Regions from separate parts of the Homo sapiens genome. Here region 1 is linked to region 2. The links are chromatin loops, found by intact Hi-C in ENCODE. Cell type or tissue: OCI-LY7. All regions are shown on one strand. Links, peaks and the distances in the headings refer to the core of each region. The heading gives the core; the rest is flanking DNA. Region 1 has its middle 8.4 kb from the start of LINC02314. Region 2 holds the start of LOC107984697 (a long non-coding RNA gene).

Region 1 (11,932 bases), core at 1,236-9,235, 89 kb after region 2:
TGGTATTCTTATGAGCCAGAAGACTGTTATTTGAAAATGTTTCCTTTTTTTTTTTTTTTTTTTTTTTTTTTTTTTTTTTGAGACGGAGTTTCACTCTTGTTGCCCAGGCTGGAGTGCAGTGGCACGATCTCGGCTCATTGCAACCTCCATCTCCCAGGTTCAAGTGATTCTCCTGCCTCAGCCTCCCGAGTGGCTGGGATTATAGGCACCCGCCACCATGCCCAGCTAATTTTTGTATTTTTAGTACAGACGGGGTTTCACCATGCTGGCCAGGCTGGTCTCGAACTCCTGACCTCAGGTGATCTGCCCGCCTTGGCCTCCCAAAGTGCTGGCATTACAGGCGTGAACCACCATGCCCGGCCAATGTTTCCTTTTTTAAACCTTCATTATATATCACTTTCACATTTAGAACTCTCTTCGCCTCCATCTAGAAATATTTTCGTTTTCTCTGGATGTGCTTCTGTCTCCCGCTGGACAAGCCTGGCACTCCGGGAAGAGGACCCTGTGTATCACGACACCTGGCACACAGAAGAAGCTCAATAGGCACTGAATGATTTTTTTTTAACATTGAAGTTGTTTTTAGCTCTCCCCTATTAGCCGTTAGTTAGCAGTTCACATTGTATGTGGAGTCTGTATTTATAATATAACATTAGTTCTGCCCTAAAATTCCACAGGACAAATTCCATTTGGAAACGTCCTCTAATTGTCATGCAGTGGTTCTGTTCAAACTGCGGGAACATTTCTAAATCCCACAGCTCTAACAGGCTGCCTGCCCATTACAGAAGGAGACTTCAGGCGGAAATTCAAAACACTTGCTACTGTGACATCTGCCCAGCAGTACTAATTTACATCCATTTGTATTTATTATTGTATAGTTTGGGATGTAATAAGATGCTGCCATCACCCCCACAAGCCTCTGGAATACTGAGGAGTGGTATTGCATGTCATGAAGCACGCAGGCTCTTCGAGTTTGACCTCTGCTTTGAATTCCCACTTGACCCAGGATGAGGAAGTCTGACTGAGCAGCGGTTTCCTCATCTGTAAAATGGGTATAACACCAGCACCTATCTTGCTGGATTGGCACCTGGAATAAATGAGAAAGCACAGGCCAAGCCCTCCAGCATTGGACACAGTCAGCATGTAATTAATGCTAGCTCTTCTTATTAAATTCCTTTAGCTTAAAGACAAAGTAATCAGAGACACTTACAGAATTACAGAAGAGTTTATCATGCCGTTCTCTTTGAGGAAAACAGTTAAGCAGTTTTAATCCATTTTATAATAATGTCTTACATAATCCTTACTCAGAGCTTTAATCAAAAAGGTTGTCTTTTAATAAACAAGATTCACATTTAGACTCTGTCTACACACACAAGCCAGTTTTAAATGTCACCCAGATTAAGTCAAACAACCGATAATTAACAATGTTTTACATGTAACTGGTTTTGTTTGTGGACCCAGTCCTAAACATTTTTTTACCAAGTAACCTTAAATATGTCATCAGATGGGTTTTTAGTAGACATATCTGAACCTAATTTTGTAGCTTAAAAATAGTATATTTTATTCACTTTTTTTAATATTAAATATGTAGGATATTTTAATACTTGGCCAATTCAAGTGTTGATAAGTAACATCTGTCAACATTTACAATATTATCTAGCTCAGTTATCCAGAATAAACTGAGAATCTTCTGGATTTTTAAAACAATTCTCAGGCCCTGATTTACTAGGAGAGTTTGGGAGGACCTTTATGCAGACAAACAACTCATAGTTTAAGTTGGCTTCCGCTCCTTTCTAACACAAAGATAACCGCGAGGTGGAAAAATATCACTTTGTGAAAACGACATCTTAGCAAAACAGATCTGTACAAGGCAGAACTGGACAAAATATGTTGATTCACATTACCACTGACTTATATCAGACATTCTATCATTTTATCTGCCTCGAGCATTTATCAAAGTAAACTGCTGCAGAGTGCAACTGCCTCCTTGTCGGCCGGGACAGGTGTTACCACATCTATCGCCTCGCCTGCTTGTAAATGGGGATAGCCCGTTCCTACAGCTAATCCTGGCAACACAAGCTCACCTTCACACAGCAGGATTGGGAGGCTCTGGAAGGTTCTAAGGCCAAAGACAGAGCCAGGTCTGCTTGGAAGCCATCTGTGATCCCCGTTCCTACCCCTCCACCTTGCTCATGCCTCCCTCTGCAGCGACCAGCCTGGCACCAAAACAGCACCTGCCAGGGGAACTTGAGGATTTGGCTGGCCTGGGGCTAGAGCTGTCCATTCCCACCAAGAGGAAGAGGCCCACAACCCCAGTGGCCTCTGAGGCCAGCAGAGCCTGTGGTGCCACAAGGGAACAGCCTGTGAGCCTGTCCTCCACTGCGCCCTGCGCTTCTGACTCAGACTAACACACCAGGATTTTCCATTTCAACAGCAGTGTCTGTGGTCCTCTTTTCTAAGTGAAAGAGTCCAAGCTAAGGTTGGCTAGAGGGATCCTTGCAGCTCCGGAGCAGGTGTAGGGCTGATACCAGCCCTCTGCTGTTATTTGACAGCTTGCAAAATGTACAAACTGGCCAGATACAGGTGTGTGCTTGCATGTGTGTGCATACACACACATATCTGAATATATATGTGTGTGTATCTACACATCATACTAATAAACTAATAACTTCCATGGGCAATAAATTTTCAAATTTCTTAAGGATTCAGATAAGGAGAATGTATATAATCAACACATTAATTATTATGCATACATAAACATACTAATACTCTTAATACGCCCTTTGAAAAAATATATTCAACCAGCTTAATTTTTCTAATTTTGTTTTTGTTAAATCCTGTTTTCTTATTAACTATTGATTGCTAAGCAGCAGGCAGTGTGCTAAGTATGTTACCTGGATTATCTGGTTAATCCTTCCAATAGCTACACGGTGAAGACACAGATGTCCACATCTTCTGCAGATAAGGAAACTGAGGGGTAATAATAAATAATTTGCACAACACAGCACAAAGCTGAGGAGCCAACACTGGACCTGACGAAGTCCCATTCTGGAAGCCAAACTCCCAACTGCTAAGCTCTGCTTGAATTCTCATTGAGCATCTCGCTTCTTAAAAGTTTCAACAACTCAGCAGTCTATAATCCAACTCGCCTTCTCCACAATGCCAAAAGGTAGAAGTGACACTTTCTTTTTTTTCTTTCTTTTTTTTTTTTTTTTTTGAGACAGAGTCTCATTCTGTCACCCAGGCTGGAATGCAGTGGCGCGATCTCAGCTCACTGCAACCTCTGCCTCCTGGGTTCAAGCGATTCTCCTACCTCAGCCTCCCAAGTAGCTGGGGCTACAGGCACACACCACCACACCTAGCTAATTTTTGTATTTTTAGTAAAGAGGGGGTTTCATCATGTTGGCCAGGATGGTCTCAATCTCTTGACCTTGTGATCCACCCGCCTCGGCCTCCGAAAGTGCTGGGATTACAGGCATGAACCACCAAGCCTGGCAGTGCTTTCTTATAAGGGAGGTGCTTTCCCTATCCATGAGGGTATTTAGGGAACCATATAAAAATATATATGTAAGTTGTATAATGGTAATTGATAGACATAACACAGTTAGTTAAAAATGGCGTCAAACAATAGAATAACTACTTTCCATCCTTCATAGATTCAATACTCATTTAGCTGAGGTTTATCATTGGCCAACATCAGGGTTGAGCTCTGGGAGGGAGAATAAAAAGTAGTAGGCACCCTCTTCTCCCCAAGAACTCACACTGATCATACAGATAAGATGTGTGTGGTATAACACTTGCTTTCCATGAAAATAAATTGATTAATCACATCGAAAATAGAGGAACAAATAATGAAAGTGTTTCTTAGGGCAAAAAATAAGAGCGCTGGGGGTTTTCATACCCTAAAGGTAGTCCTTTTTCTAACAACCAAAGAATTGGCCATGTCTACTCCTGACATATAGCCGTCCTCCTTTGCTACCAGGAATAAACAACAATTTGACTGAGCCAAATAGCAGATGCAATTTTGCATGAAGCTAGTAATACTGTTTATGCTTTACTATTTTTAATATGCTATAAAAACTATTTGTCTTTTCAAAAAAAAATTTTTTTTACAGATTTAATGCCACTGCCTTAACTTTAAACCAATGGGGTAGACATTTCTCCTTCTCTTTTCAGGGGCAAATTTTGGAATTATTTTAAAATCAGTCTGATGCCTCACACATCACGGCTGCTAAACTTGGGTATTTGTTTTTCAGTGCAATGAGCTTCATGCTGAATACTGATTTGAAGTGTGGTTCACCACACAGACTTAAATTGTCCTTCCCACAACTTTATCTGAGAAGCATGACAACGGTGACAATCACAGGACTAGTTTTATTGGGTAAGACTATTCTATGTGCAATTTATTCTGACAGGCTCCACAATTTTTAAGTGCAATTAAATCCTAAGAATTTGCCCAGAAAAAAAAAAGTCTACCACTTTTTAAAAAAAATTTTTTTTGAAGAAAGCAGAAAAAACAGTTGAATTGAACAACTAATTACTAACTGGTTGCTCTCTTGAAAAAAAAAAAAAGATATTTGACAGAGCCTCAAAATCGATTTCATTATCTAGACAGGCAACTTTCTGGGTCTGAGAAAGAGAAGGCTTCCAGGAGGTCTGCAGCCACCTGCTTCAGCCACTGCTGGTATCCACATCTTCAAAGCGGAGGTTTAGCCACACCCAGAGGGGGGAATAACACTTGCAGAAAACAACGCTCAGAAATTGGCGTCACCTGATTCCCCACAGCAGAGCAGACCAGCTGTCTCCTGTACAGGTGGAAGCAGCTTGCACGCTTCCTGCCATCCGCATGCTCACTCCTCCCTCACAGTCCCAGAAATGGAATCCCAAGAGGCCGCTCAGGCAAGCCAGATAGAGCCACCCATGTGATCAAGCATTCAGGGCATGAGGGCCCCCACTACCATGGCCCGGAAAATACATGCATCAACATGACTCATGTCATTTGCTTGCCCTTGGTGAATTTCACGTTGCATTTCTAACCCGAAGCTAGGGTCGCGATTGTCTGGGGCGTAGAGTCCCTACCACTTCTAGGTATTCCACATTCCCAGTCTCTATTCAACAAGAGGCTAGGCTGACACTGAAGCAGCTATCCAGGTTATTCTTCAGAAATCAGATATTTTTAAAGTGATGCCAAGTTACACCTAACATCATAGAATATTCTCTTCATGTGAACTTAATTCAGTAGAAAACATCTTCGGCCAGACACCTGCAGCTGGCATAATCTGGCTATCTGGTGCCTGCTGCTCCCTCTACCCTTGCTGCTGCCCCGACCTGCCCCATACCCCAGCCCCCATTGGGGTCGACGGTTTCCCAGAGATACTCAGCCTTTTGGTGCTCCTCTCTCCTCCTGGTATACCCCATGCATTAAGCATTGATCCTCCCATCTTGTGTGCCCCCAAGACATCTACCACTGTTAACACTAAAATGGCCTTGCCTGTCTCACCCAATTTGGCTCCGAACTCATTGAGGACCACCTTACACACTCCCCAGCACCTCACACAGTTACTGGTACAGAGCAGGCTCCCGGGGATGTTTGCTGAAGGTCTTTTTTTCCCTTCTGAGCTGCTAAAACAACAGGCATTAAACAGTCACCTGGGCCACATTGTTGCTGTGAAATGTCCTTCTCTGCAGATCGTAAGCCCCGTGACGTGATGGCAGAAACCGCGCCCTCCTTTTGTGCCCTAATACCTGGGCCAGTGCTCTGGGCCTATTAGATGCCAATAAATGTTTCTTGAATAAATGAATTAAAGACAATACTGATACAGACATCCTGAGAGAAAGCCGAAAAGGTCTAAAAATGAAGGCATTCCAACATCCATGTGCACAGAACATTGGGAAAGCTGTCCATCAGCGTCTCTCTTTTGTGACTTCCTATTAAGGTGCTCCGCAGAACTTGAACTGACCTATTGCAGTACAGCACAGTACTAGGGACACAGGCCAGGTGGAAAGAGATTACTTCATCTGCTTGCCATGCAAAGCAGGGCTGAGGATCCGAGGCCTCAACATGGAGAGTGGGACCCCAGGGCCCTCACCCCTCCCTTCTCAGGCCATTTGTTCCTTTTTCCTGGATGACCACCTCCCACCTGTCACCCCCTGCCTTTGCCTTCCACTTGGCCAATGCTAAATCACCCTCTCAGACTCATCTCAGGTACCACCTCTCCAAGGACGCGTTCCCTGACCCCTCTGGGCCTGGCCTGGTGTGAATGCATACTATACTGTTACCCTCACTGGACAGAGACACTCTCTTCCTTTTTTTTTTTTTTTCAGACAGGGCCTCACTCTGTCGCCCAGGCTGGCGTGCAGTGGTGCGAACCTCCACCTCCCAGGTTCAAGTGATTCTCCTGCCTCAGCCTCCCAAGTAGCTGGGACTATAGGTGTGCTGCCACCACATCCAGCTAATTTTTGTATTTTTAGTAGAGACAGGGTTCCTCTATGTTGGCCAGGCTGGTCTTGAACTCCTGACCTCATGTGATCCTCCCACCTCAGCCTCCCAAAGTGCTAAGATTACAGGTGTGAGCAGCCACGCCAGGCCTGGTCACTTCCTTTCTGAGTATCTCCACCGCTACTGAGTGAGGACCTTGAGCAGTGCCAGGATTTGCTGTTGCTCCTGCCTCCCACCCTCTCTTGAATCCTGCTCCCTTTCCCCCTGCCTGGGCCTTTGCCACTTCCCCAGATTTTAATTATGCAAAATTAAATAGCTGCTTCATAGGCGAACAGCTGGATACAACACCTTGCAGTCTTCAGGGGAAATGGTGCAAGCATAAAAAACAGGAAGAGCAATTTAAGATTAAAATACTGCTTTGAGGCTGGTGTGGGCACTGTCTCCAACAGAGGCTGACACTTGCCTGCTGGATTTAAACCTGCCCATGGTCAGGCATCAAGCCCCCCATGCCAGGCCTAGGGGAGACAGAGGAGGTGAGATGGCCACACCCTCAGCCACCTTTCCTACTACTTTTGGCAGCTCCACGATTGGCACCAGAATGGCACTTATTGGAGGGTTTTCTCCCTCGCAGCCCTCCTAAGAATCGCCTGCTGCCTTTCCTCCTACCCATTCTAACCCTTCAAACCCAGGGGATGCTGGGCTTCCGACCCTCTTCCCCTTTTATAAGTGTAAGGTGCTATCCCTGGGAGGCCAATGCTGTTGGCTGCACACTTATAGAACCCCAAGTTATTTCCAGGACCCCCTAAAAATGTGCAATGCTGAAACAGGACTGTTTTACTTTGAGCACCAGATGAATTCTGGAACAGTCAGGTGCAAAACTGAATCCTGGCATGGCGAATCATCTTCCCCATGGCTTCCATTTTAATTTCAGAAGTGCATTAGTGGAGGCTGAGAACTTGCATCCAACACAACATGAAATCTAATGAGGAATTCCGACATTGCCTGAGAGTGCACACAGCCCATGTGCATTTCATTTGCCTGTATGTGCCCTATAAAAAATTCAACCACTTTGGGAGGCCGAGATGGGCGGATCACGAGGTCAAGAGATTGAGACCATCCTGGCTAACAGGGTGAAACCCCGTCTCTACTAAAAATACAAAAAATTAGCTGGTCGTGGTGGCAGGTGCCTGTAGTCCCAGCTACTCAGGAGGCTGAGGCAGGAGAAGGGCGTGAACCTGGGAGGTGGAGCCTGCAGTGAGCCAAGATCGCGCCACTGCACTCCAGCCTGGGCGACTGAGCAAGACTCTGTCTCAAAGAAAAAAAAAAAAAAAATTCAACCAAATTCAAACGCACCATCTTTTATAATAAAAATCTCTCTAATATTTAAAATGTACATCATACTCCCATTTAAATCACAATGCTTACTATTTTTACCCAAAGTGCTTCTATTTCTTGAAAGAGCTGATGTTTACTAGAATTGAACATGGGTCATGCAAGAAGCACTGAGTCAAGATTGGCTGGGACTGCGGAATCCTCTCTCTCCTGCAGGAATCCCATCCACACGCTCCTGGTTCACTTTCATCATCTGAAGGACCTCTTCGTACCTAGATTCTACTTGTTATGTGCAGTTTATTTTGGTTCTAAAGGTCAGAGGCAAATATTAATAAAGGCATTTGCAGCCTTTTAAGCTTGGAAGATATTCCTGGCAGGGCGAGGGGCAAGACATGGCATCAGAGGTCATTCACCATCCCCGGCACTGTGTCCCGCCGGCCACAGGACCCCTGCATTCACTCCCTTACCTAGTAGTAGGATATATGGAAATTAGCCTGGGAAATGTTGTATGTTAGCATAGTTCATGTTTAATATACTAAAGCATGGCCTTTAGTCCATAAGGTTTTATGAATTACCCGAACATATACAAGCATTCTTTAAACAAATAACACTTAAATACCAGAGCGACAATTAAAACTGACCAATGGAAAGGATCTGGAAGGCCCTGGAACAAGTGCCTTTTCTTTTTTGTTGTTTTTGGGTTTGTTTGTTTTTGAGGGAAACAGGAGAGGCTCTGAAATCCAAGTCTACGGTCTCTTACATGAAAGTGCAAAACTCCAAAAAGCTCTAAAAACCAAAAGTTGTTACTCAAATTTTGCAACCCACCCTGACATGCGGATATCTAAGGTCTTCCTGTCACTCCACTTAGAGTGACCATTCCTATGTTCACTATCCAAATGCCCATGCAATTGGGAAGAAAGGAATCCCAGGCTGGAGAAGTCTAGAATATCCCATTACAGTCTTGATACTGTATTCATTTTCTATTGAAAGAAAAAAAAAATCTCAATTCTGAAAAACATCCAACCACGCAGGTTTTGCAGACTGGTACTATTAGAGTCTGACATAAACAGGGGCCTGGCATGTAATTAAGTGAGAAGGTACCCAAGCTACATTGAAGAAGGACGGTGACTCGCAGGGTTAAAACTGAGAGCCTGGCTCTGATCCAAAGCTGTGTTTAAAGACGTGCAAACATACCACACCGGTTCACCGATCATCAGCCGAAGCTCCAATATCAATTCTGTGTTAAACCATCAATCTAAAGTGGATATTTTTGTTATTTTGTTTATCTTTTTTCCCCCATCAGGACACCCAGTGAACCAATTTCAAATGACACCTGAACCTACATATTTTTCTTAAACTACTGAACTGGAACAAAATCAAAACATCAAAATATTCTCCAAAAGTGGCGGGAATGGAATCGGGATTTCATTTCGGTTTAAGTCCCAGGTTGAAAAGACACAAGATGGTCAGGTCATCTCATGGATGGAAAGAGCTTAAACCACCCACCCATTTTTGAAACCTTGACCTCGAGAAGAAAGAGAGAAAGCTTTTAAGTTTTTAAAACAGCTGGAAAATCATACCATCTGTGCATTTTTACCCAGCCATACTCCAAACCCAGCTCTCTATTTTATATACCTGTTTTTTTCTTGTGATTATCTCACTGTTCCTTGCAAGAATGAGCCGATAATTTGATACTCCAGAGGGAAGTTCAATTTCTCAGCTGAAGATGAAGACTCAGGGGTGGCCTCCTTCAGGAATTGTAAAGTTCAGGGGAGAACGGCAATCCATTTTTATATGCTAATACTTTGTATTTAGTTAATTTGATTAAGTGGTAGGAAATGATACCTTGCTCGTAGATGGATCGTTCGCACATTTGCAGTAAAACCTAAATGCCAAATTTTCCTCCTTCAAGTTCTTGAGAGAGTTATTTTCATCACTTTCATTTCTTCCTGTACCACAGCCATTGCTCATCTCTTTGTTCCCTGAAGAGCTTTAAAAGTAGCTGTGTTCATGTCATTTTTATCTTGTTACTTTAATCATGTGCTTATTGACAAGAGCGGAATTTGTCATCCTCTTCCAAGCAAGCCCTGTCACCAGTTTTTCAGCGTGATTCAGCATAAGTCATGCTCCCCTGAGGAAGGGACACTAACCCAACCCACCCAGGAACACAAGGACGTCACTGGAGAGGAACTTTTCCCAAAATCCCCAGGACCTGCCTTGGTGCAGGGCAACTTCAAAGGAGAGGGTCTTGTGTGACCAGGAACAGATAACCTGAGGAGGCATCATCCTTTCCAGGAGCCTTCGCCATGACATGGCAGCACTGTTAGAATGTCTTGTTTGTTTCTCCAGAGTCTGTTCCTTTTCTTAGGCAAGTCCAGAATATCCAAAGCAGACAGAACTGTTTGGATTTCTGGATTTGCTTTTGTTTGTGTTTTCTCTACTTTCTATTGCAGTCCAACTGAGTCACATTCATTTTTTAAACAACTTAAGATTCCATGTCATTTAAATAGTGTTATGTTGTTTGAGAAAGTCCAGTGGCAGGTCCGGTGAGTTCAGTGAAGAAGCATGCCCACTGCTGGCCTGTGGCTTCGGTGAACGGGTGCATTCTTTTTTTTTTTAAGACAAAGTCTTGCTCTGGCACCCTGGCTGGAGTGCAGTGGCACTATCTTGGCTCACTGCAACCTCTGCCTCCCAGTTCAAGTGATTCTCCAGCCTCAGCCTCCTGAGTAGCTGGGATTACAGGCATGCATCACCACGCCCAGCTAATTTTTTTATTTTTAGTAGAGACAGGGTTTCACCATCTTGGCCAGGCTGGTCTCGAACTCTTGACCTCAGGTGATCCGCCCGCCTCCACCTCCCAAAGTGCTGAACGGGCGCATTCTTAACTGTGTTTCTCCTTCCGACTTGCTGAAATATGAGTGATTTATAACTCAGCATCCTATTGACTGACGGATGGCCTGGTTTCTGTGTGCTGGGTGCTGACAGAGCCCCCAGAAGTGCGTAAAATGATACTTGCTCACCAGGGGTTCCCATTATTTTCTCCTCAACCAGAAACATTCCCAGAGACATGCCACACAGTGAGAAATAAACATGGTGCAATAAAACACAGACGGTACCGCGAGGATCCTCTGTGAGGAGCAAGAGGTGGAGACAGTCCCAGGGGAGTCCACAGTGGGTGGGGTCAAAGTGGGTCTGAGTGGTGATGGGAGAGCTGGGTCTGAGAGGTGCCATCTGGACAGGTGGAAAGAAGGGTGGAAGGCATTTCAAGCAGGGAAAAGGAGGTAAGGGAAGCCCAGAGACAGTGGGGGAAAGGCTGGTTAGGGAGTCAGGGAAGAACTCAGTGCAGTCAAGGAGGAGGATTTTGAAGGCAGGGCTGAGAAGTGCCTGAGGTTGGATGTGGAGTTGGGAGTCTTGACCTTTCCCACCCAGGCCTTGATGTATCCCAGCTGAGAAGATGCAAGGTCAGCAGGCAGGCTAGGGTGGCAGATGGACACAAAACCAGAGACCAGGGACCAAGGAGTAGATCCCTGCGACAGCAGGACCAGGACAGGCAATGAAATTTGAGAAAAATTTCAAAATAATTGATGACTAAGAGAAAGCAGTCTAAACTCCAATATTCAGTTTTTGCACACCTATCTTTAATGATCTCCTTACAGTTAGAAAACAGTCCATTTTCCCCATAATCGGTAGTCGTTTCATTAGCATCTAAATTATAATTCCTTAATTATAAGCCTATCACCTATTCTGCTTTCCAAAAATTAATCCAGAAGCTGTCAAATACAAACTTATGTTTAATAAAATGAACATCTGTGATCACACACCAGGAGCAAAATCCTAATTGTTCTAAACCCGGCACTTTGCTTTGACAACCAAGTACCTTTTTTTTAAATACTTTATTTCTTTAAAACACCTGCTTTCTTTACATACTGACTTTTAAAGGAAGAGATTAAATTTTATTGGCAGGAACAGAAGTTAGTCTCTAAAATAGCAAAGGAAGAACTATGCTTTATAGAAAAGTTGCCTGCTACATTAAAAATAAACCAGAATATGAATCAAAATCCACAAATCCAACAGGGGCCAATCCCCAATTTTCCCACAAAGAGAGCCGACAGTCTGATAACCTCAGCTCTTTGGAATTAGGCTGTTGGTGGCGGCTGCAGTCCT
Region 2 (11,932 bases), core at 1,275-9,274:
CGTGTGCATAGATTTCATGAGCCCATCCTAATCATTGGGGAGCAAAGGAGAAGTAGTAATAAATAGACAGCAACCAGAGCGTGAGCTGGTTAGGAAGGCATTTCACGGGGTTGGACAAGGGAACGTTGTTTCAAAAGCAACAAGAAGGTGGAGATAAGATGCTGACGTTCATTGACCTGCAAGTAATGTGAATGTGGAGGAGATTATGAGTAGAATGTGATCTTTGAGCTGTTTTGGATTTCTCATGAGAGGTGAGGACCGATCCGTACTCAGCCTTTTTCCCAGCCCAGCAGGGACATAAGGGGTTTACTGTTTCACCCGAGAGGAAGCCACCAAGCTGCAGGAAGAGCAGAAGGCTGGAGAGCCAGGGATGGGTGCAGACCCGTGCCTCCAAGACACTGGGGAGGGCATTGCACCATGGACCCATGCCTATGTGCTGGAGGTGCCAACACCAACCTAGAGAGAGGGTGGGGAGAGTTCATAGGCTATTACCTGTAAAAGCATTGAGCAAGTTGCCTGGGATTCAGACTCCTGACATATCATTTGGTACAATTTTCCTCTTTTCGAGCCCTGCAGAAGTTGAAAGACAGCTCCCATTAATATTACCCTCTTTCTTTGGGCATCCAGTGTGACCATTTTAACCCAGTGACTCTTAACAAGGCTGTTCTGGTACCAGAAAGTTTTTGATGCTTCTATGTCAAAATGGCCTTGTCAATTTTTTTTAAATTGCTATTCTTTTACCAGTTAATGTTCATCCAGGTCTCCTGGACATTTCAACCCATTCCCCACAGTTATGTTACCACAGATATTGCCCTGTATTTTCTATATTTCTTTCATTTTTCCAATTCCATTTTCTACATCTTTTCTTATTTTTTTTTTATCAGTAGCTGTCTCTTTTCTTAACATGTGATTTGTCTAGATTCTTATAAGTGGGCATTATTTTTATCATCAAAAGATGGTAAATATCTTACAATAAATAACACAACTGTGCTGTGGTCCATGCTTAATGGACTGCTACCAGTTCAATAGCTTTTTTCCCAGGCGGCGTGAAGCTGAGAATGAGAGGGTCCGGAGAGAGAGTCTCCTCATGTCCTCCACGATCCAGGAACCAGCAGGACAGCTCTGCGCCAGAAGGAAACTCCTCAATTGGAATCTTTGAGCTACCTTGTGCCAGCTGCATGGCATTGGATCAAGTATTGAAACTCTGCTCCTCAGTTCCCTCACCTGTCAAATGCGAATGAGAATGACAGTGAGCTCATCAGTGACTGTGAGGAGTGAAAGAGGTGAACCAGGTGAGACACCCAGAGTGGCACCTAGCACGTCACAGCCATCAGCACACACACAACCCAATACGGCTGACAGATCCAAGCAGCCAGGAAGGCACAGGGGCCCTAGGAAGGTACAGCCATAAAAAGGAGTGAGGCACTGCTGCACATGCCGGGAGGGAGCCTTGATGAATGTTGGTAAATGAAAGAAGCCAGGCACAAAAGACCACATTTCATATGATTCCCTTTATAAGAAACATCCAGGCCAGGTGCAGTGGCTCACACCTGTAACCCCAGAACTTTGGGAGGCTGAAGCGGGTGGATAACTTGAGGCCAGGAGTTCAACATGGTGAACTCTGCCTCTATCAAAAATACAAAAATTAGCTGGGTGTGGTGGTGCACACATGTAATCCCACCTACTTGGGAGGCTGAGGCGGGAGAATCACTTGAACCCAAGAGGTGGAGGCTGCAGTGAACTGAGATTGTGCCACCACATTCCAGTCTGGGTGACGGAGTGAGACTGTCTCAAAAAAAGGAAAAAAAAAAAAAAGAAAGAAAGAAACATCCAGAATAGGCAAATCTATAGAGATTGAAAGTAGATTTCTAGTTGCCAGGGGCTGGGATGGGGATGGGGGGCTGTAGAGAGTAATGGGAGTGGCTGCTTAATGGCTATGGGGTTTCCTTTCCAGTTTCATGAGAGGTGAGGACCAATCCATAGTCAGCCTTTTGCCCAACCCTGTAAGGGGCTTTTCTGCTTCATCCGGAGAGGAAACCAGGAAGCTGCAGGAGAAGCCCCAGGCTGGAGAGCCAGGGAACGGTGCAGACCACTCTCCCCACCCCCACCGCCTTCGGGGCATCGTGGAGGGCGTCCTACCGTGGACTCGCGCCTATGAACAGGAGGTTTGATGAAACATTTGATTTGATGAAAATGTTCTGGAACTAAATAGTGGCAGTGATTGTGTGGCATCATGAATGTACCTCATGCCACCGAATTGTGCGTTTTAAAACAGTTAAAACGGTAAAAATATGTCATTGGTACTTTATCGCCAAAAAAGGGCAGAGATCAAATGGACACCATAATAATTTCCATTATTAAGCAGCCAATTCTATATCTTGATTATAAATCCATGGACAAGATCCCTGGAATACAACAGGAGAGGTCAGACCATCCTCAACACAGATTACACCACCGCAGGCCAATTCACACAGAATGAGCACAGGCCTTCCTTCAGATGACCAGTGGCGGTGCTATCGTTAGCTTTGCTGCTTAACAAACCTCTTCAACATCCAGCAGCTTAAAATGATGTCCACTTTAAGAAGCCCACAATTGTGTGGGTCAGCTGGACTGTTCTGGTCTGGGCCAGCTTGGCTGATCTCCACTGGGTGCTCTCAAATGTCTGTGGTCAGTTGGTGGGCTGATGGCTGCTGAATGATAGATTAGACCCTCCCTCTTATGCTGGCATTTGGCTGGGGAGCCTCAGCTGGGAGGTCTGGTATCTGCTCCACATGTTCTGTCATCCCTCAGTGAAGCTAGCCTGCATCCACAGAGCAGCTGGGAGGGCTGGTCTCTGCTCCACGTGGTCTCTCATCCCCCGGTGAAGCTAGCCTGCATCCACAGAGCAGCTGGGAGGGCTGGTCTCTGCTCCACGTGGTCTCTCATCCCCCGGTGAAGCTAGCCTGCATCCACCGAGCAGCTGGGAGGGCTGGTCTCTGCTCCACGTGGTCTCTCATCCCCCGGTGAAGCTAGCCTGCATCCACAGAGCAGCTGGATGGAGAACCTGAAAGGCACCTGGAGACCTGGGCTCAAAATACCCCAGCCTCATTCTGTTGATCAGAACAAGTCACAGACCCATCAGAGTCAAGGGTGGAGGAAATAGACTCCACTTCCTGAAGGGAGGGGCTGCAGAGAAGTTGTGGCCGTGCTCCAGTGCATGCTAAGCCCCAGGTGCCCGGTTCTCTGAAGCCTGATTAACCCCCACTTTATCCCTATGTCCTACCACCCTTCTCACCTCTGGGGTGAGCTCGAAAGGGGGTGAGACGCAGGGAGGTCAGGGTGTCCATGTCACATGACACTTAGTAGAGCAATATAGCTGAATATATCATGGCTTGCCAAAATATCCCCATGTCTAAACAGCTGCATTAAAGGAACCACATCAAAATATCTTCCCTGGTTTTTGGTGTGGTTCCAGATTTCTTTTTGTTTCAGAACTAAATAGGCCTCCCACACTTTCTTCTATCTGGGTCTGGTAACTCCTCCTCTTGGTAGCTAACGGCAAGGCCTCTGGACATTCAACTGGGTTGGGAGTGGCAGGGGGCTCCATGCAGGTAGGAGAAATCAAGTAGGCAAAGAAAGATACAGGAGCAGCAAGAGCCTCTATCCAGAGTGGTCAGAAGGTGCAGACTTCTTGCCCAGAAAGGTGAGTCGGGGCTTCATGGTGAAGGGCCTGAGCCTGTGAGGGTAGACAGAGGGACTGGACACCAGTGGAACAGGGATTCCTGGAAGAACGCAGCATGCCACGGCCAGGGCTGAGCTTGGGAAGAGTCAGCAGCAGCACATGCAGGCAGAGGCAGTTCAGAGAGATCAGAGGCAGAAACGAGCCGTTAGGAGGCTGTGGACGTGGCCCAGGTAACGGAGACTTGAGCAGGGATGGTGATGAGACGTCACAGAAGTAGAACTGACACAGTTCGAAGACTGATTAGACGTGAGAGGGAAGAAGGCAGTGAATGAGGAGGGAAAGGGAAGGATGACAGAGAAGGCAATGGCCCCAAGCCCATTCGAGGGGGCCAGGAAAAGACAGTTCCGCAGAGAAGAGAACAAGAGATGGGACGTTCCGCTCAAAGTTCTAAGACATCGGAGCATGGGACGCTGCAGCAGTGGGGTAGGGTTGGGGCCATGGAGGGAGGCCCCTCAGGCAGAGGGATCAGGAGGAGCAGCAGGGCCCTGCCCCATCTGTAACCTGGCCAGCCCTGTGGTCAGCTGTGACACTGAGGGTCTAAAGCCCAATTTTCAAGATTAAGCAATAACTGTTCTTCCTCCTAGGACATGAAAACCTGTCCAAGAACCAGGCCCGGTTCCTTGCCTGCTCTCCCCAGCACTTGGAGGGCTCCACGGTTGGCCGCAGCTGTATCACTCACAGCAGATTTTACAAGCCTGTCCTTCTGCCAGGGCCCTTTCAGAAGTGAAAATAGCTGGAATCAGCCTGCTTTCCCTAAACCATGAAAACATCTCACTGTACCTCAAGCTGCGACTTAGTGCTGTGTCAGCCCACACCCCAGCACACTTCCTGGAGGAACCCGTCCGAGCAACCTCAGGAGGGTGCACTGAGGACCCGTTCTGCACACGTTTAAACGCAGGGTCGGATTTTAAACAGGATATCCAGCCGGAGACGAAGGTAACTGTTGTCTTGGTCACTGCTAAGAAGCACCTGATCGTGCAAGACATACCGCTCATGAGAAAGAAATGTTTTCAACTCTTTGTGGCACCCTGCTGGGACAGGCTCTGCCTGGTCATTCCATCCCAGGGGTGATTAACCATCCCAGTGTTAGGGCCTGGGACTTTGCTAATGTGCTTTCAGGTCAACCACAAACATATTTCTAAGATTTCTTAGCTAATGGTGCATTTGCGAGGTCATTCCAGGCTAAGACCAGGAGGATTAAAAGATCTGATTCCTTCCTGAGGCTCTTAGTTGTAAAGGACCAAAGAAGCCGTAAAACAAAGATTTATTCAGTTTCAGCCGGCCAGTTCAATGGCGCAGCCCCGTAAGACCAGGAAAAAAGAAACATCTGGCCAGAAAAGTACACTTGTTTACAAAAAAAAAAAAAAAAAAAAAAGGCTTTAAGACTCTTCTCCAGCCTCACCAAGTTCTTGGACTAAAATTAGGCTGAAAATTAAAAACAATGTCGAATCTGAAGAGTACAAGGCAAATACAGGCAGGAGAAAGAACATCTTGTTTCTTCCTTATCCAGCTGCCTCTGGCTGGGGGTCCCCCGAGCACCCCGGGGAGCCGCCCTGCCCTGGTAGGTAGCCCCCTCGGGGACCGCACAGCTGTGGTGCTCCCTGAACAGGTGACGGATGTGGCCTCTGCTCCAAGACCAAACCCTTTTGTGGGGGAGGGTGTTTTCTGCAGAGGATACTCAGAGAAGGGAGAGGGCCGTGTTTGGCTGCTCCTGATGATAAAACGCCACTCTCCAGAGCTCAATGTAAACAGCGGTAGTGCTGCTGGCACTAAGATACTGAGGCGGCCCGTGCTGGGGGATGGGGTGTTGAGGGACGGGTACATCTTGAGAGGCGTGGATGACAACTGTTTTGTAAGGAAGGAAGCCTGTGCTGGCAGTGAGGCTCTTGGCCTCAGTCGGGAAACTCAACTTCTTTTCCAGGCCTGCTATTGACTCACGGAGGACATGCAGGCCAAGCTCTCCTTGCTCAAGTTCCCCCTCCATCCCCCACCATGTATGCAATGGCAGGCGATGGGAATCACAGGACTCAGCCAGTGCCTTCCGATCTCCCTGGGATGCTAAAGGGATTAATGGGTCAAGGTTGGAAGATGCTTTGAACTTCTTGGCACGGAGCTGCCTCCAGTACAGTAATTAATAAACCTCCCCAAAGAGGTGGATTAGGGTCACAAGTCACCCAGAGGCTCAGGGAATAGAGCCGGCCAGGCTTCGTGGCTGGGTCGCAGGAGCGGATGGGGAAGGACACGGCATCTGAAGTCTGCACCCTGTGTGCAGGCAGCCGTGGTGCCAACAGATGTCCTTGGGTTCCTGGGCTGTGCCTGTTAACAGCCCAGACTTACACCTGTGAAAAAAGCAGAAATGAAATCCTGACCCCAGAGCAGAGCAGAGGCAGCCGCCCGACGTCACCCCAGTTAACGGTGAAGCAACATTCGTGGGAGTTGGAGATGACATTTCTAATGGCAAAGAAGGTGCTGACCAGACGTTTAACCACGAGTAACACTGTCCCTCTGCCGTCTTCAGCGTGGGCCTGGAAATCTTTGACAAACCTTGAGCAATCGGGACCTGGGGGTTCCCACATCCCATCAGAAGGATGACATTTCTGGAAACCTTGTACCGGGGGATACCAAGTGGAGAAGATCATTAACTGGGGCATAAACAAGTCCCTGAAAGTCTCCTCAGCATGTTTTCCTCCTCTGTAGGGTGGTGGGGCTGGACTAAGCGTGGTGCTCCTGAACCACCCAGGCATATGTCGCTTACCCCTCTCCATGGTGGCAGCGCCTGCTTGTGGACGGTGACCTTTCTGCTGTCCTCCAGAGCCTGCAAAGCTGTTGGGAACTTGTAAGTCCTGATACCTTGCTGGCCTTGAGGAGGTCAGCCATCACAGATAAGCAGAATGAGGCATGACGTGAGCCGGGCTTGTCTGTGACTAGGTCCACACGGTGCTCCAAGACTGTTCCTGCCCACACATTTCCAGCGCTTCCACGTTTTTCCCAGGGCATCTCAAAATTCCACTCCTGTGCCACCGTTCATTCAGGCAGGGACACAGAAGCTGTACTCCCTCCACCTGAGGCTGTCTAACCATGGGCTGGCCTGGCAACTGGCACCTGGGACCTGATGCTGTGCTCTCTGCACCCTGGTTTGCACCGAACACATCTATCCAGCGAGTCTTGGGCTTTGGTTCCTCAGGGAGCCTTTTCAGATGAACCTCAGCCACGGTCTCATCGACAAATCCCTCCTAAAACCCTCTACCGTTACAAAAGGGGCTACTCCAAAAGGGGCTGTGGCCTTTGGTCCACAAAGTTCATGCCCACCCATAAGGCATACCCAGCATGCAACTCCCCCTCCTCACGGCCACCCCATCCATGGCTCTGAGAGGTTCCTCGCCCTGCCCCAACCAAAATGTGTTCACATGCATAGAAAGAGCATCCAACGAGGATTTCTGATTTGTCCTAAATATCTGGGTGTGTCCTGCCCCCTTATGATATTACAGTCGGTGGGTGCTACCCTTCAGCTGCATCTGGGGGCACAGGCATCACTAAGGTTGGGGTCTCACTGCACACTCTATGCACATCAGCACCAAGTTTGGCCCATTAATCCCCCACACCCTGTGAGGTAGACATCATCACCCCCATCTAACTTAGGGACCCTGAGGCTCAGAAAAGCTACCCAAAGTCTCCCAGCCATACATGTCCAGAGTCTGGACATGAACCCCTCCTTATAACCCGAGGGCACACCCTTGCCACCGGCCACCTTCTCCCCGACCTGCCAGTGAGATGGCAATGTCTGCCCCTCAGGTTCCTCCAGCAGGCCCACAGTGCTCACTCCACCCCTCACATCCTGACCACTGCCTTGGCCTCCCGCGGCCTCCACTCTGCTCCGCACTCACACACGCAACCCCGCTGACCCTCGGCACCCCATCTCCTCCTGAGACTCACATATTAGCTTCTCACAGGACGGCTCCTGTGGTTGCTCCTCATGACCTCATGTGTCCCACATCCAGGCCTGGGGCACTCACCAGCTCCTGTAGCCTCCATCTCTGGGCAGGACGGTGCCATCTGCCTGGTCACCAGAACTTGCTACCTCGGTGCCACCTTTCCCTACCCACTTCTCCCAGCCCACCCCATCCGCCATGTCCACACCCATGTGATCTCCAAGCCTGCCCCCTCTGCCTCTTACCATCCCCAATCCGTCTTCTCCTTTCCATCCCAGCTTCTCACAGGAATGACCATTTCCCGCTCCCCTACCCTGCCCCCAGGCCAGTGCCAGAGCAGTCCATCTCAAATGCTGTATCTGCATCCTCTAGTAGGCACCCGACCCAGGACCAGGAGCACAGCAGTTGGCCAGCACTGAATGAATGAGGGCATCTGCTGAGTGAATCACCACGTTTTCTCCTCCCAACACCCAGTGGCTGTATGACTGTCCATACCCACCAACAGCACACAAGGTTCCCTTTCCTCCACATCCTCACCAACACTTGCTGTCTTTCATCTTTTTGATAAGCCATTCGAACAGGGCAGGTGATGTCTCACTGTGGTTTTAATTTGCATTTCCCTGATGGTTTGTGATGACAAGCATTTTTTTTTTTCATAGATCTGTTCACCACTTGGATGTCTTCTTTTGAGAAATATCACTTAACATGTGGAGTCTAAAAAGAGTCCTAGAAGTAGAAAGCAGAATGGCGGTTACCAGGGGCTGGGAGATGGGGCAAGGGGAGAAGGTCAAAGGATACAAGATCTCAGTTAGATAAGACATATAGGTTTCAGTGATCTATCGCACAGAATGCTGACTAGAATAAATACTAATGCATTGTATATTTCCGAATTGCTAAAAGAGAAGATTTGAAATGTTTTCACCACAAAAGAAGATCGGTATGTGAGGTGAAAGATTATTGATTAGCTTGATTGAAACATTTCACAATGTAAACATATATCAAAACATCAGATTGTACCTCATAAATATATAATATATACAGTTATTATGTGTCAATTACCAAAACTAACCAACAGCTGCGTTGCCCTGAAGGCGGGGCCTGGATCCTCAGTGTGGCCTCAGGTACCCCCGTGACCTGGCACCTGTCTCCCTCACCCTCCCCTCCACAGATGCTGCCTCGGGCCCCCCCAGATTTCCCCGTCTACTGTCTACCTCACACACCACGCTGCGCACGCAGCTCCTCTGCCTGGGGCCCATCCTCACCTCCCTGTTGCTGTCCATCATCCTTCATGCCCAAGAGTCCTCCCCACCCCCACCCCTGCTGTGGTCAGTTTTGTGGACCTTCCTGAAGGATCGCTCCTCCCCTGTACCGACCTTGCCAAGCAGGTCCACACTGCACACTGCCTGGGACCCGGGCTAGGGACCTGCAGACTGGAGGCCCTCGAGGGTGTGCGGGCGTCCAGGTCCCCGCCTGCCTTCCCAGCAAACGGCTAGTGAGATATAGCCCAGGGACAAAAAGCAGAATCCCTGCCCCCAGCATCCCACAGGCCCTGGGAAGGCCCTCACTGCAGGTCTCCGAGCTGGAGCAGGGCTTTCTGCCTTGGCTGGCTGGAGGGCCAACAAGTGCCCTTCCTTTGAAATCACTTTGTTTATGTGTGTTAAAGGCCAATGTTCTCCAGTTATCTCTAAGCAGTTTCCATCTTACAATGAATTACTGCTCTCAAATGGAAAGGCCGGGGGAGTGCCAGCGTAGCCCAAACGCGGCCCAAATCGCTTTGCCCTCTGAACTGCTTGTTTCAGTGTTGGCCTCAGCAGCCTCCTCTGCCAGGTCTGCGCGCTGCAAAGTTCATTTCTAACGTTGTGATGCTTTGGAGAGCCACAGACAGCTGCTCCGCCTGGCTCCTGCCCTGGGCTCCGGGGGCTGGGCCTGACCGTTCTAACTAAGTGAGTGTGGCCGAGATCGCCTCATTGGCGCCTTTCTCACTCATCTGTATTTTCTCCAGTCCTTTCCAGATGCATTTGCCACGGCCCTGTACAAGGGTTGGAAGGGGAGAGGGAGCCATAAATCATCTGCCCCACAGTCCTTATGAAAATATTAAAAATGCTCAAAATAGGTGTGGGCGGAGGCCAGTGAGCGGCAGGGCCAGCCCAGGGCAGCGTCACGAATAGGAGCTTCCCAGGCCGAATCGGAGCTCCCCGAAGGCTCCATCCTCGTAAATCAGCCTGGCCTCCGCTTCTCGCTGGCACTTCCCGCTCCGGCTTGCACGAGGGTGAGGGGGCTGCTGCTGGCCGGGTGGGATAGGGGCCTGGCTTAGCCTGGCCGGACACCCGAGGCCACAGACCCAGGCAACCCCACACCCCACGCACAGTCCGGGGATTACGCAACCTCGTCTTGATGTGACCAGAGAACACCATGTACAGGCAAAGCCCAGCCCCTCGGGCCCGCAGAAGACAAATAGCAGGGAGGAAGGAGCATAGGTGCTGCCCCGGGCAGGTCCGATTTTCCACCATGGGCCTCGGCTGCCGGCGAGTGGCCATGCTGGGGGGCTCGGCCCCGCACGTATATGGGGTGCTGGCAGGAGCTCCACGTGCTCTGAGACATCCCCCCTGGGTCTTGTCAGACTTCATCAGGGTGAGGCGGCTGGTGGGGGAGGATGAGAAGAAAGGACTTGAGGGTGGGGATTTGTGCCTGATTCCCACTTAATCGGGATAAGCTGCTTGGAGAAAATGGGCTGTTATAATCTCTCCTTTCATGTCTGGCCAGGAATGTTGCTACTCTACGCAGAGGGCGGCATCCAGGCTCCTAAGCCAGCTCAAGAGAGCCCAGGGGTCAGCTGTCCCAACATGACTCCGGCCATGGCTGGGGAAGGTCTCTGCCAGGAGAAATGGTACAAGTGGAATAAACAAGGAGGCAGCCTGCAGAAACAGGCCTGCACCACACCAGCCGCCAGGAGCTCTGTCTGCATTCCTGGAGTCGGAAGCCACCAAGAGGCAGGGCCCGGGCTTCAAGACAACGGCTCCTTACCCTCCGCATCCTAGACTCTCCTCCTCACACAGCACAGAGGCGTTTGAGCTACCTGGGACCAGCAGGTAGCTGTGCCTGCCAGCCCTCAGGGCCCTGACACAAACCCCAGCCAGCAATGTGCCTCTTTTGTAAGAGGGGACTTCCCAAAGAGCCTCCCATCCCTTCAGTCCTGATGCCTAGTCATGCCAAGATCCCAGGACGAGGGGGGTGCGGAGGCTGTTTGGAGTCTGTGTGACAACCCAAGCGTGACCCCCAGAATTGCAGCTGAGTGGCTGTGTGACAACCCAAGCGTGACCCCCAGAATTGCAGCTGAGTGGCTGTGTGACAACCCAAGCGTGATCCCCAGAATTGCAGCTGAGTGGCTGTGTGACAACCCAAGCGTGATCCCCAGAATTGCAGCTGAGTGGCTGTGTGACCCTGGCACGTGGCTGATGTCCTCATCTCATGTGGCAGGACGAGTAGATGCACACACGGTTGAAAGTTGGTCATTTCAAGGCCAGGGGCAGTGGCTCACACCTGTAATCCTAGCACTTTGGGAGGCCGAGGCGGGTAGATCACCTTAGGTCAGGAGCTCAAGACCAGCCTGGCCAACATGGCGAAACCCCATCTCTACTAAAAATACAAAAATTAGCCAGGTACAGTGGCAGGCACCTATAATTCCAGCTACTCAGGAGGCTGAGGCATGAGAATGGCTTGAACCAGCGAGGCGGAGGTTGCAGTGAGCTGAGATCACGCCACTGCACTCCAGCCTGGGCGACAGAGTGAGACTTCATCTCAAAAAAAAAAAGTTGGTCATTTCAGAAAGAGTGGACTACAGATCAAATCCAGTAGAGTTCCCCCCTCTAGACCTCACCTAAGTCAAATTTGCAGACACAGAGGGCGATTGGTGTCTCTCAGGAGCAGAGGGAGGGGAGGATGAGTTAATGTTAACAGAGAGAGTGTCAGTTTGGGAAGACGAAACATTCTGGAGATGCGTGGTGGAACGTATGTGTACTTAACGCCACTGTACTGTACACTGAGAATGGGCAAAATGGTAAATCCCATGTTAGATATATTGCACCACAACAAAAAACTCAAAACAAAGAAAGGGTGGACTACACTTATATATAAACACGACCTTGTTTGCAGAATTTAATTCATAATATATATAAACTGTGTAAAAATTGCATAAACATATTTAAAGTTTTAAACATAACAAAAACAATAACAAAGATTGAGAAGCTGGGTGGTGTCGGGGCGAGTCTGAGCCAAACCTCGT

The links. A loop is a pair of places that touch in the nucleus more often than their neighbours do. Peaks named below come from ENCODE experiments on the same cell type or tissue, not always from the same donor. Only the 100,000 strongest peaks of a DNase experiment are listed, where the experiment ranks them.
Region 1: it touches region 2 in a loop (5-fold over the local background); 2 of 110 quality-filtered maps call a loop at or near these places.

Annotation. Positions count from the first base shown.
Region 1 is chr14:101,444,494-101,456,425 of GRCh38, forward strand. No RefSeq gene overlaps it. Among named protein-coding and RNA genes, the nearest start is that of LINC02314, 8.4 kb to the left of the region's middle. RefSeq lists an enhancer at 9,186-10,385. In OCI-LY7, for the core only: no CTCF peak of the experiment used is centred there; DNase peaks (open chromatin) are centred at 4,758 and 6,798; H3K4me3 peaks cover 1,791 bases; H3K27ac peaks cover 3,580 bases.
Region 2 is chr14:101,355,149-101,367,080 of GRCh38, forward strand. LOC107984697 (a long non-coding RNA gene) reads right to left here and starts at 9,245. Exons shown (of 5, transcript XR_001750892.2): 1 at 9,024-9,245; 2 at 8,188-8,376; 3 at 972-1,224; 4 at 493-570; 5 at 1-27. RefSeq lists an enhancer at 293-1,492. In OCI-LY7, for the core only: no CTCF peak of the experiment used is centred there; DNase peaks (open chromatin) are centred at 4,603, 5,363, 6,033, 8,233 and 3 weaker places; H3K4me3 peaks cover 5,843 bases; H3K27ac peaks cover 7,050 bases.